2 separate regions of the Homo sapiens genome follow, and region 1 is linked to region 2. A link is an interaction called in ENCODE POLR2A ChIA-PET data of the cell type or tissue named here. Cell type or tissue: K562. All regions are shown on one strand. Each heading gives the region's core, and the rest is flanking DNA. Links, peaks and the distances in the headings are about the cores only. Region 1 overlaps ST3GAL2 (ST3 beta-galactoside alpha-2,3-sialyltransferase 2). Region 2 holds the start of TRG-GCC3-1 (tRNA-Gly (anticodon GCC) 3-1).

The links. ChIA-PET counts read pairs that join two places held together with the same protein. Peaks named below come from ENCODE experiments on the same cell type or tissue, not always from the same donor. Only the 100,000 strongest peaks of a DNase experiment are listed, where the experiment ranks them.
Region 1: POLR2A ChIA-PET joins it to region 2 with 6 read pairs; 1 of 35 experiments calls an interaction of 5 or more read pairs at or near these places.

Annotation. Positions count from the first base shown.
Region 1 is chr16:70,408,860-70,415,776 of GRCh38, reverse strand. The region is part of intron 1 of ST3GAL2 (ST3 beta-galactoside alpha-2,3-sialyltransferase 2); the gene reads left to right. Among named protein-coding and RNA genes, the nearest start is that of ST3GAL2, 27 kb to the left of the region's middle. In K562, for the core only: no CTCF peak of the experiment used is centred there; a DNase peak (open chromatin) is centred at 406.
Region 2 is chr16:70,776,470-70,781,469 of GRCh38, reverse strand. It overlaps VAC14 (VAC14 component of PIKFYVE complex), which reads left to right. Exons shown (of 19, transcript NM_018052.5): 9 at 531-680. TRG-GCC3-1 (tRNA-Gly (anticodon GCC) 3-1) reads left to right here and starts at 3,189; the gene lies at 3,189-3,259. TRG-GCC2-4 (tRNA-Gly (anticodon GCC) 2-4) reads left to right here and starts at 2,361; the gene lies at 2,361-2,431. In K562, for the core only: no CTCF peak of the experiment used is centred there; a DNase peak (open chromatin) is centred at 2,269.

The sequences.
Region 1 (6,917 bases), core at 1-5,000, 370 kb after region 2:
AAAAAAAAAAAAAAGAATCTTGGAAGCTGGGCACGGTGGATCAACGCCTGTAATCCTAGCACTTTGGGAGGCCGAGGTGGGTAGATCACTTGAAGTCAGGAATTTGAGACCAGCCTAGCCAACATGGTGAAACCCCATCTCTACTAAAAATAGAAAAGTTAGCCAGGTGTGGTGGCACACTCCGGTAGTCCCAGCTACTCAGGAGGCTGAGGCAGGAGAATCGCTTGAACCCGGGAGATGGAGAGAGAGAGAAACACCCTGGGGTTGTTTGTCCGTTAACTTTACGAATATCTTCTCCTGACTGGCTTGCAATATATTATCTTGTGAAAATAGGAATTTACAAGAGGGTGTATCCCTCTTAGGTTTATCCGTTTCTTGTGACCTTCCCCGTGCCGCCCGGAGGGCTGTAATCTAGTAAGTTTGATGACTTGCTGTGGTGCCTAGATAAGGGTTCAGGAATGCAGCTGCAGAGTATTCACGGTAAGGGTCAGCTGCATTGTGGCGGGGGGGTGGTCCTGGGGCAGCTCATCCCTAACAGTCAGGAGTTTGAGACCAGCCTGACCAACATGGCGAAAGCCCATCTCTGCTAATAATAGAAAAATTGGCTGGGCGTGATGGCTCATGCCTGTAATCCCAGCACTTTGGGAGGCCGAGGCAGGTGGATCACGAGGTAAGGAGATCGAGACCATCCTGGCTAACACGGTGAAACCCCGTCTCTACTAAAAAATACAAAAAGTTAGCCAGGTTTGGTGGCGGACGCCTGTAGTCCCAGATACTCGGGAGGCTGACGCAGGAGAATGGCATGAACCCGGGAGGTGGAGCTTGCAGTGAGCCGAGATCGTGCCACTGCACTCCAGCCTGGGTGACAGAGTGAGACTCCGTCTCAAAAAAATAAATAAATAATAAATAAATAAATAAATAAATAATAATAGAAAAATTATCTGGGCGTGGTGGCAGGCGCCTGTAGTCCCAGCTACTTGGGAGGCTGAGTCAGGAGTATCACTTGAACCCAGGAGGCGGAGGTTGCAGTGAGCTGAGATCACACTACCGCACTACAGCCTGGATGACAGAGTGAGACTCTATCTCAAAAATAAACAAACAGAATCTTGGCCTGGAAATGAAAAGTAACCTGCTTGGCTGCTTGGTAACAGTCTAGACTAGAATTTGGCTCCTGAATCAATTGTTCCGATTTTCAGTGGAACTTCAGGCTGGGCCTGTGCTGGCAGACTGGGGACTTGAAGAGAGTCAGATGGGCCTTCCATCAGGGGTGTTTGTATGGCCAGTGTGCAGTTTTCACTAGTCAGGTGAAAGACTGAAATGGGCAAATGGTGTGGAAGAGACTGAAGGCCCGTGTTACCTGGGTCAGTGAAGGCCTGCCCAGGCCACATCTGAAAGATCCCGTTTGCATGTCTGCACGCCCTGCCCTATCCCTCTGTGGACTGGAATGAAGGTGGCAGTGGGAATGGGAGAGCAGTTTCAATTGGGCCTTTCTTCAGTTGACCCCAGGGTATCTCAGTCTCCTGCCCTCATTGTGTTGGCTAGAGTTCTATGAATCTTGTTAGAGATGGTTTGATACCTGTTCCCAAGAGATTAGTATTGGCAGGGATGCCCAGTTTCCTGGTATGAATAGTTAAATCCAATTCATCCAGTCAGGATGGCACTGTAAATTTATACTCTAAACACATAGCAGTAATACATAAAAAGATAAAATTCTAAAAATATATTCATGTACGCCTCCACTTTTCTACCCCCCACCACACTCAACATGATAAATATCCCTGTGGATGAGAAATAGACAAGAACACAAGGAAGAAAGCCAGGCTGAAGCTGCAGGCCTGCTGGTCTCTGAGTCTGGAAGCAGAAATTTGGGATAACAGAGCCATAAAGTGTTCCATTTGGAGCATGGAATTGAGCTAGGAAATTGCTTGAATCCACAGCTGGACAGTAGCCTGAGAAAAGTTGTTACCATTTCCTGGGGCTAAAGCTTTTATTTATTTATTTATTTATTTATTTATTTATTTATTTATTATTTTCTTTTTTGAGATGGAGTTTCGCTTTTGTTGCCCAGGCTGGAGTGCAATGGCATGATCTCTACTCACTGCAACCTCCGCTTCCTGGGCTCAAGCAATTCTCCTGCCTCAGCCTCCGGAGTAGCTGGGATCACAGGCATGCGCAACCACGCCTGGCTAATTTTTTTTTTTTTTTTTTTTTTTTTTGTATTTTTGATAGAGACGGGTTTCTCCATGTTGGTCAGGCTGGTCTCGAACTCCTGACCTCAGGTGATCTGGCTGCTTCGGCCTCCCAAAGTGCTGGGATTATAGGCGCGAGCCACCGCGCCCGGCCAGCTTTTTATTTTTTATAGAGACAGAGTCTCACTCTGTTGCCCAGGCTGGTGTGCAGTGGCATGATCATGGCTCAATGCAGCCTTGACTTCCCTGGTTCAAATGATCCTGCCCCCTCAGCTTCCCGAGTAGCTAGGGCTGTAGGCACTTGCCACCATGCCCAGCTAACTTTTTTTTTTTTTTTGAGACAGAGTTTCACTCTTGTTGCCCAGGCTGGAGTGCAGTGGCCCGATCTTAGCTCACTGCAACCTCCGCCTTCCAGGTTCAAGTGAGTCTCCTGTCTCAGCCTCCCGAGTAGCTAGGATTACAGGCATCCGCCACCATGCCCGGCTTATTTTTTGTATTATTAGTAGATACGGGGTTTCACCATGTTGGCCAGGCTGGTCGTGAACTCCTGACCTCAGCTGATCCACCTGCCTCCGCCTCCCAAAGTACTGGGATTACAGGTGTGTGCCACCGTGCCCAGCCTCAAGCCAACCTTTCGCCTTAGCGTCTTGACTTTCTGGGACCACAGGCATGCGCTACCACGCTTAATTTTTTTATTTTTTATTATAGAGACGCGGTTTTGCCATGTTGCCTAAGCTGGTCTCGAACTCCTGAGCTCAAGTGATCCGCCTGCTTAGGCCTCCAAAAATGCTGGGATTACAGGTATGAGCCACCATGCCCAGCCTAGAAATAATATTTAAAGAGATAATGGCTTGAAATTTCAGATTCGAAAAAACAGCATGAACATCAAACAGGATAAATAATATGTCACTAGATATAATACAGCCAAACTGCAGATAATAATATAACTTTATTTTGCTTTTTGAGGCCAGGTTGGGCGGCAGTGGCGTAATCACGGTTCACTGTGGCCTTGACCTGCCAGGCTCAGGTGATCCTCCCACCTCAGCCTCCTGAGTAGCTGGGCCTACAGAAACATGCCACCACGCCCGGCTAATTTTTGTATTTTTTGTAGAGATAGGGTGTTGTCGTGTTGCCCAGGTTGGTCTCAAACTCCTGGGCTCAAGCAACCTGCCCACCGTGGTCTCCCAAAGTGCTGGGATTACAGGCATGAGCTGCCATACCTGACCAGACCAAGAGAGTTAAAAACTACTGGAGGTAAGAAAGAATTCAAAGAATTGACAATTAGATCACAAATAATATCTTATCAACATTGGATGCCAGAAAACAACAGAAGAATGTCTTAGAGAAGCTCCTTGTCAACCTGGAATTCCATAGCCAGCTATCATTCAAGAATGAGGTAAAATAAAGGTATTTTTGGACAGGCTAAGACAGTTTTATCACCTACAGACCTTTGCTGAAAGAATGGTTACAGATGTACTTCAGTAAGAAGAAAAGTAAACCCCTGAAGAAAGAGCAGGTTGTTGGTGCCAACAGTGAGCACAGAAGTGGATGCATTATGTTGGTAAATTGAATTAACTATTTTTTTTTTTTTTTGAGACGGAGTTTCGCTCTTGTTGCCCAGGCTGGAGTGCAATGGGGTGATCTCGGCTCACCGCAACCTCTGCCTCCCGGGTTCAAGCGATTCTCCCACCTCACCCTCCTGAGTAGCTGGGATTACAGACATCCGCCACCACACCCAGCTAATTTTGTATTTTCAGTAGAGACGGGGTTTCTCCATGTTGGTCAGGCTGCTCTCGAACTCCCAACCTCAGGTGATCCGCCTGCCTCAGCCTCCTGAAGTGCTGGGATTACAGGTGTGAGCCACCGTGCCTGGCCTGAATTAACTATTAACAATATATTAGGATGCAAGTAGCAGAGTAACCCACAATGACTTAAACTGGAAAACACTGGATTAGTTTATAACAAGAAGTGTGGAGGTCAGTAGTTCCAGGGTTGGGGCAGTAGGTCACATAGGAACATGAAGGACCCTCGATCTTTCTACTCTGCCATACGAGGGTGCAAGATGTCTCTCATGGTCGTGAGATGGCTGCCATAGCTCCAGACATTATATCATCACCCTGTAACATCCCAGGCAGGAAGGCACAGAGATCCTAGGAGAAAGGAAGCTTTTTCTTCATGTGCTGCTGCTGCTTTTTTTTTTTTTATTTTTTATTGCAATCACTGTCATCCAGGCTGGAAGGTGTGATCTCCGCTCCGCCCACTTCAACTTCCACCTCGTGGGTTCAAGTGATTCTTGTGCCTTAGCCTCCTGAGTAGCTGGAAATACAAGCACTTGACCCCACGCCCAGCTAATTTTTGTATTTTTAGTAGAGATGGGGTTTCACCATGTTGCCCAGGCTGGTCTCGAACTCCTGACCTCAGGTGATCTGCCTGCCTCAGTCTCCCAAAGCGCTGGGATTACAGTTGTGAGCCACTGCGCCCGGCTGCTTATTTGGAAAGGAAAATCTTTCCAAGATGGCCCTAACACATACTCCCTTGGGTCTCATTGACCTGAGCTGGTCCATCCTCAAACCAATTCCTGGTGAAAAAGGGACAGGCTTGCTGTGGTTGGCGCTGGTTGGCTTTGGCCAGTCTTGCATCATCTGCCAGGACTGGGTCCTTAGCTGCCCAAACAAATCAGGATTCTGTTGGCAAGCGAAAAAGAGAGTGGCCGCTGGTAGACAGCCAACAGTGTCTGCTACAGACGGCAAAACACAGAGACAAAAAAAAAAAAAAAAAACAGGATCTAAATGGGCTTTTAATTTTTTTTTTTAAGAGAAAACTAGAATTGTTGACCACATTACCAAGGAAGAATAAGAATAGAGAATTTTATTGTTAAGCCACACCAAATTTCTGCCTTGTTAAGAGAATGGCATTACTGAAAAACTGAAGACTTCATCAAGAAAATGTACATAAGCTAACAATATAAGATTAATCACTAAAAAAAAAGTAATATAATTTCCAGACCAGGAGGGGGAAAAAAAGTGGTGAGGGTTGGCCGGGCGTGTTGGCTCTCGCCTGTAATCCCAGCACTTTGGGAGGCCGACGCAGGCAGATCACGAGGTCAGGAGATCAAGACCATCCTGGCTAACATGGTGAAGCCCTGTCTCTACTAAAAATACAAAAAAAAATTAGCCGGGCATGGTGGTGGGCACCTGTGGTCCCAGCTACGGGGGAGGCTGAGGCAGGAGAATGGCATAAACCTGGGAGGCAGAGCTTGCAGTGAGCCGAGATCAAGCCACTGCACTCCAGCCTGGGTGACAGGGTGAGACTCCGTCTCAAAAAAAAAAAAAAAAAAAAAAAAAAAAGGTGAGGGTGGAGATAATATGTCAACCCAAGTCAGGAAAAGAAAAAAAATACAGAAAAAATAGTAGACAAAATACTGAATAAGATAGTAACATAACTCCAAGTGAAATGGATTAAACTCATCTATTTGAAAACAACAACAGCATCAGGTGAAATAAAAAGCAAAGAAGTCTGAGGACTGAGCAAGGTGGCTCATATCTGCAATCTCAGCTCTTTGGGAGGCCACGTTGGGAGGATCATTTGAGAACAGGAGTTGGAGATCAGCCTGGGCAACATAGCAAGACATCATCTCTACAACAACAAAAAAAACAACAAAAGTAGTGCACACCTGTAGTCCCAGCTACTTGGGAGGCTGAGGCAGGAGTCTGAGAGTTCAAGTCCAGCCTGGGGAACATAGCAAGACCCTGTCTTTATGAAAAAAAAAAAAAAAAAAAAAATTTAGCCAGGTCTGGTGGCGTATGCCTATGGTCCTAGCTACTCGGGGGCCTGAGGTAGGATCATTTGAGCCCAGGTGGTCGAGTCTACAGTCAACTGTGATTGCGCCACCGGCATTCCAGTCTGGGCAGCAGAGTGAGATCCTGTCTCAAAAAGGGGGAAAAAGCCTGGGCGCAGTGGCTGACACCTGTAATCCCAACACTTTGGGAGGCGGAGGTGGGCGGAACACCTGAGGCTGGGAGTTCGAGACCAGCCTGGCCAACACGGTTAAACCCCATCTCGACTAAAAATACAAAATTAGCCAGGCATGGTGGCGCATGCCTGTAATCCCAGCTACTCAGGAGACCGAGGCAGGAAAATTGCTTGAACCTGGGAAGTGGAGGTTGCGGTGAGCCAAGATCACGCCATTGTACTCCAGTCTGGGCAATAAGAGCAAAACTCCGTCTCAAAAAAAAAAAGCCGCCAGAGGCGGGAAGCTAGCTAGAATGTGGAGAGACCTGGTCTTCCCCACACAGGTGGTTTGAACTTTTTTCATAAAATAGAGATGAGGTCTCACTCTGTTGCCCAGGCTCCAACCCCTGGACTGAAGCGATCATCCAGCCTCAGTCTCCCAAAGTGCTGGGATTATAGGTGTGAGCCACCACAACCAGCCGAGAACTGTTTTTCTAGACGTTACTTCATGCCTTAGTGTAGATAGGTACAGCAAGATACTGGATTTCCCCCTGCCCACTCCGACTCAAAACACAGTGGGGCTCCCTCCTGAGGTAGCAGGTGGTGGATCTGAAGGGACCCTTCACCCCAACTCCCCTGCCGCACCCTCTCCCCGTGCCTCAGGGCCCAGCTTCCTCCTCTTAGAGGCCGTTTCTTTATTTTTTCTTTCTTTTTTTTTTTTTTTTTTTTTTTTTTTTTTTTTTTTTGTTTCTTTGAGCTGTCTCCTACAGGAAGAGG
Region 2 (5,000 bases), core at 1-5,000:
TCTGCCTAACGTAGCCCTGAGACGACTGAGCTCCAGACTAGGAATACGAGGTTCAGAGAAGCCTCCCCTGGCTGGGACCACTCTATATTAACCCATTTTGCGTTGCTATAAAGGAATACCTGAGGCTGGGTAATTTATAAAGAAAAGAGGTTGCTTCAGCTCCCGGTTCTGCAGACTCTACAGGAGGCATGGTGCCAGCATCTGCTTGGCTTCTGGTGAGGCCTCAGGAAGCTTTTAGTCATGGCAGAGGCAAAGAGGAAGCCAGCAGGTCACATGGCAAGAGAGGGAGCAAGAGAGGTGGGAGGCTTTTTGAAAGAACGAGCCCCCTCATGAATAATAATAGAGCAAGAACTCACTCAACTCGCTCAGTACCATGGGGAGGGCACCAAGCCATTTGTGAGGGATCCACCCCCATGACCGAAACCCCTCCCACCAGGCCCCACCTCCAACACTGGGAATCACATTTCAGCAAGAGATTTAGAGAGACAGGCATCCAAATCAGATCACGCTCCTTACATCAGTGGACTCAGGCATCAAAGAAGTGGCCAACGTGTGCAACCAGAGCCTGATGAAGCTGGTCACCCCCGAGGACGACGAGCTGGATGAGCTGAGACCTGGGCAGAGGCAGGCAGAGCCCACCCCTGACGATGCCCTGCCAAAGCAGGAGGGCACAGCCAGTGGTGAGTGGACTCCGTCCCTACACCTCACCTCCTGTCGGGGGCCCAGGGAGCCAGATGTCATAGGAGTTGCCTTGGGGCCTCACTTAAGCAACCAGGACTACTTTATGTATGTCACTCACACAATTGTAGCAGCAACCCAGCGCAGTGGCAGCAGTGGTTCTCCCCCATTCTGCAGACAGGACACAGGGAAGCTGAGTACCATGGCCACACACTCGCAGCTAGTGAAGACTGGAACCGGATTGGAACCCAGGCAGGCTGTCTCCAGCAGCCATGATCTTAACCCTTCCTGCCTCAAAGACCATGAAGCCTTTCCTTCATCTTTTTCCTGGATTCACGGGAAAGAGTTGTTTTCAGGGCAGGAAGGTTTGGAGCATGGGAGGAGTACCAGGATTCAGGGGGCACTTGATTCTTGGCCGTAGACGTCCAGCCACCAAGAAGCCTGGCTGCCTTTACCATGCGGGTCATTCTCAGGGTGGGAGGGTTAAGAAAGCTCTAGCTTCGATTTATTCTGTACTTGAAAATTCTCTTGCCCAAATAAGTGCCTTTAAAAAGTGAAGTTGCTCTGCTCTCCTTTCAGACTCCTCTAACATAATTTTCTTGTTTAGCTGTAAGGTAAAGAAAACTGCATTATAAGAAACCACATTTATGGCCGGGCTGGGTAATCCCAGCACTTTGGGAGTCTGAGGCAATCTGCATGAACTCAGGAGTTTGAGACCAGCCTGGGCAACATGGCAAAACCCCATCTCTACCAAAAAAAAAAAAAAAAAAAAATTACAAAAATTAGCCAGATATGGTGGTGCACACCTATAGTCCCAGCTCCTCAGGAAGCTGAAGCGGGAGGATCACTTGAGCCCAGGAGCCCAGGAGGCAGAAGTTGCAGTGAGCTATGATCACACCACTGTATTCCAACCTAGGCAACAGAGAAAGACCCTATCTCAAAAAAAAAAGAAAAAAGAAACCACATTTATGCCGACTGGCATCTGGAATTTGACTCCAGATGTAATCTAGAACCCTGATGCTTTCATATTTCTTGGGTCTCTGTCCTCACCAAGAGGTCACTGATCAGCTTTGGGTTGATGTCCTCCTTTGCCGAAGCAGCCAGAGTAAACTGAGATATAACCTACTCAGATTTTTTTTTCTAGTTAAATTCCATTTATTACAAATCTAACATTTAGCAAACATCTGTTATACATCAAGCTGTGTTTACCAGACAAAGTCCTTGTGCTCCAGAGGCTTACAGTCTAGTCAAGGAGGCAAGACAGCAAAACAAGACAAATCAACCAGTGGTAAAAGAAATCACAGCATTCAGTAGAATAACCCACAAGGCCATAAAACAAGAGAAACAAGTGAATGACAGTTTCAGCTAATTTGTCAAGAAATTTTTTATAGGGAAGACTAAGCCTACTCAGATCTTTAAGGATAACAGAGTAAGGTCTGGAACCTGCCCACAGGAGCCAAAAGAATTGCTGAGCATTCTCCCATTGCCATTCATGGACTTTTCTTTTGAACAGCTGAGCAGAATGTCAAGCATGCATGCCCCACCTCCTCCCATAGGTTTGGCTGGTAAAATCCAGCAGCTGTCCATGCTGGACCCATCTCAGGTGTCAGGTTACAGCTGTGCCATCACCACTGTGAATCAGAGCAACAAAACAGCTGGAGGCAGAACAGCACTCAGCTGGAGCATTGGTGGTTCAGTGGTAGAATTCTCGCCTGCCACGCGGGAGGCCCGGGTTCGATTCCCGGCCAATGCAGCAGCTGAAAGCTTTTTGGCAGCTCCTGGAAAAAGAAAACTTGGAGAAATAAGTTAACTTGGAGGGATAAGCTAGTGCGGGCCTTCAAAGGGAGGAGCTTTTTTTACTGGGAGAAACTAGAAGACTCGGGGATACATATTTTGTGACCTCTCACTGAAATATGAGTGTTTGATTTTTGTTTTCTAATTCTAATTTTAGAAAATTTGGAAAGTAGAGAAAAATGCAAAGAAACAAGACTATCCCCAAGAGGCAATGAATGTTCAAATTTTGATGTATTTTTTCCAGTTTTTAATATATATACGTAGTTAAGATCATAGAACTTAACACAGCTTCACCTTCTGCTCTGTTTGTTTGAAGTTCACAGTGCCTCTTAATCCATAGTCAGAAAATAGAGTAACAGTTGCCTGGGTTTGAAGAAAAGGAGAATTGGGACTGACTGCTTACAGATGCCCGGTTTCTTTTTGGGGTTATGGAGATGTTCTAGAATTAAATAGAGGTGATGGGTGCACAACTTTGTGAATGTACTAAAAACTACCTAGTTGAACACTTTGAAAATGGTGAAATTTTTGTTATGTGAAATGTTATATGAATTATATCTCAATTTAAAAAAAAAAAAGTCAGTGCCTATTCCTCTAAATTAGAACCCAACAGCCCCTGCCACCTTTCTGCTTATGTGGCAAGAAGTCAAGCCCGCTAGAAAGGAACCACTCCATCCTGTGGGTCGTGGCCTCAACTAAAAACATCCCTACCAGCTGGAGCATTGGTGGTTCAGTGGTAGAATTCTCGCCTGCCACGCGGGAGGCCCGGGTTTGATTCCCGGCCAGTGCAGCCTATCTACCTTTTTAGATGGTTTTCCTAAGCATTTTTTCACACAGCTGCTTGCCCAGGAGAGTATTACCCTAACCAGGATACATTCATGCCTCTTGGCTCTGGATTTTACTGCCTCATAAACAGCATTTCAGCAGATGAAAAGCTCACTTTGTACTAGTTCCCAGAGATGGTAAGAGCTAATTTGGCGCCTTTACATCCACTCTCAGCCCTGCTTAGCTTGTAACTAACTAATCACCAGTCTTTTACCAAGGTGCCCAGGAGACAGTCCCTGCCAGCCGCAGGACAGATAGCTTCGCTGGTCAGGGACAAGTTCATCACAGCCTCTCCTGCTCACTCTTCCCTCTCTGCTCCCTCTGTTCCCACTCTGGTCCACCTGGCTGGAGACAGGACCTCATGCCTGGCCTTCTTTGTTTACTTGTGCTGATCCGCCGACAGCACCACGTTCCTCATGGCACACCTCCGGGCAAGAACCTTTGTGTGTGTGCATATTTGCACCCCTGCCCCACCTCCGCATCTTCTCCCTCCTCCTCTAACCACAGGACCTCCAGTCAGGGCAGCCCCTCATCTGTGCCTCTTCACTTGCTCCGACTCCCCCTTGGCCTGCCACTTGGGGCCATCCACAGCACAGTGCCGTTTCCCTGGTTCTGAGCTCTTATGGCACTTTGCGTGTCCAGCCTGGTCCCCTCCAGGACGTGACCTGATTGTCTCAGGAATGGCAGCAGAGATTCTGGGGTCTGAACAACCTGCCTATGAGTCCTGGCTCTGCTGACTTTATATCTGTTCCCCTCAGACAGCTGCCTACCCTTTCTGAGCCTCAGATTTCTTATTTGTTAAGTAGGGTAACAATAGTAATACCTAACCTATAGTGTGGTTGTGTGTTTCAGACAAAATTTTTGCATGTAAATCGCTTAGCACATGACAAACACTAACGGGTGCTTCAGTGTTGTTTTAATACATGTTTATGGCTGGGCATGGTGACTCATGCCTGTAATCCCAGCACTTTGGGAGGCTAAGGCAGGCGGATCATTTGAGGTCAAGAGTTCGAGACCAGCCTGGCCAACATGGTGAAACCCCGTCTCTACTAAAAATACAAAAATTAGGGGCCAGACGCGGTGGCTCACACCTGTAATCCCAGCACTTTGGGAGGCTGAGGTGGGCGGATCACGAGGTCAGGAGTTCGAGACCAGCCTGGCCAGCATGGTGAAACCCCATCTCTACTAAAAATACAAAAAATTAGCCAGTCATGGTGGTGCATGCCTATAGTCCAAGCTACTTGGGAGGCTGAGGCAGGAGAATTGCTTGAACCTGGAAGGCAGAGGTTGCAGTGAGCCGAGATCACACCACTGCAGCATAGGCAACAGAGCAAGACTCCATCTCAAAAAAAAAAAAACCTGGTAGAATTTTTTAAACAAGACCCACAAGCAAAAATTATTAAAAAAAAAAAAAATTGAAACAAACCATATTTAAATTAAAAACTGAAGGTGGTGTGGTGGTGCGTATCTTTAATCCCAGCTACTCAGTTTGCTGAGGTACAAGGATCCCTTGAGCCCAGGAATTTAAGTCCAGCCTGGGCAATATAGCGAGACCCCATCTCAAAACAAAATAAAATTGGTGTAACTGAAAAAAGGTTAAAAGTTACAAGGCAAGGCCCAGACTGGGAGAAGATATTTGCAATGTATTTTGTCATTAAAGAGTTAGTATCCAAACACAAGAAAGAGCTCTTTTAAGTCAGAAGAAA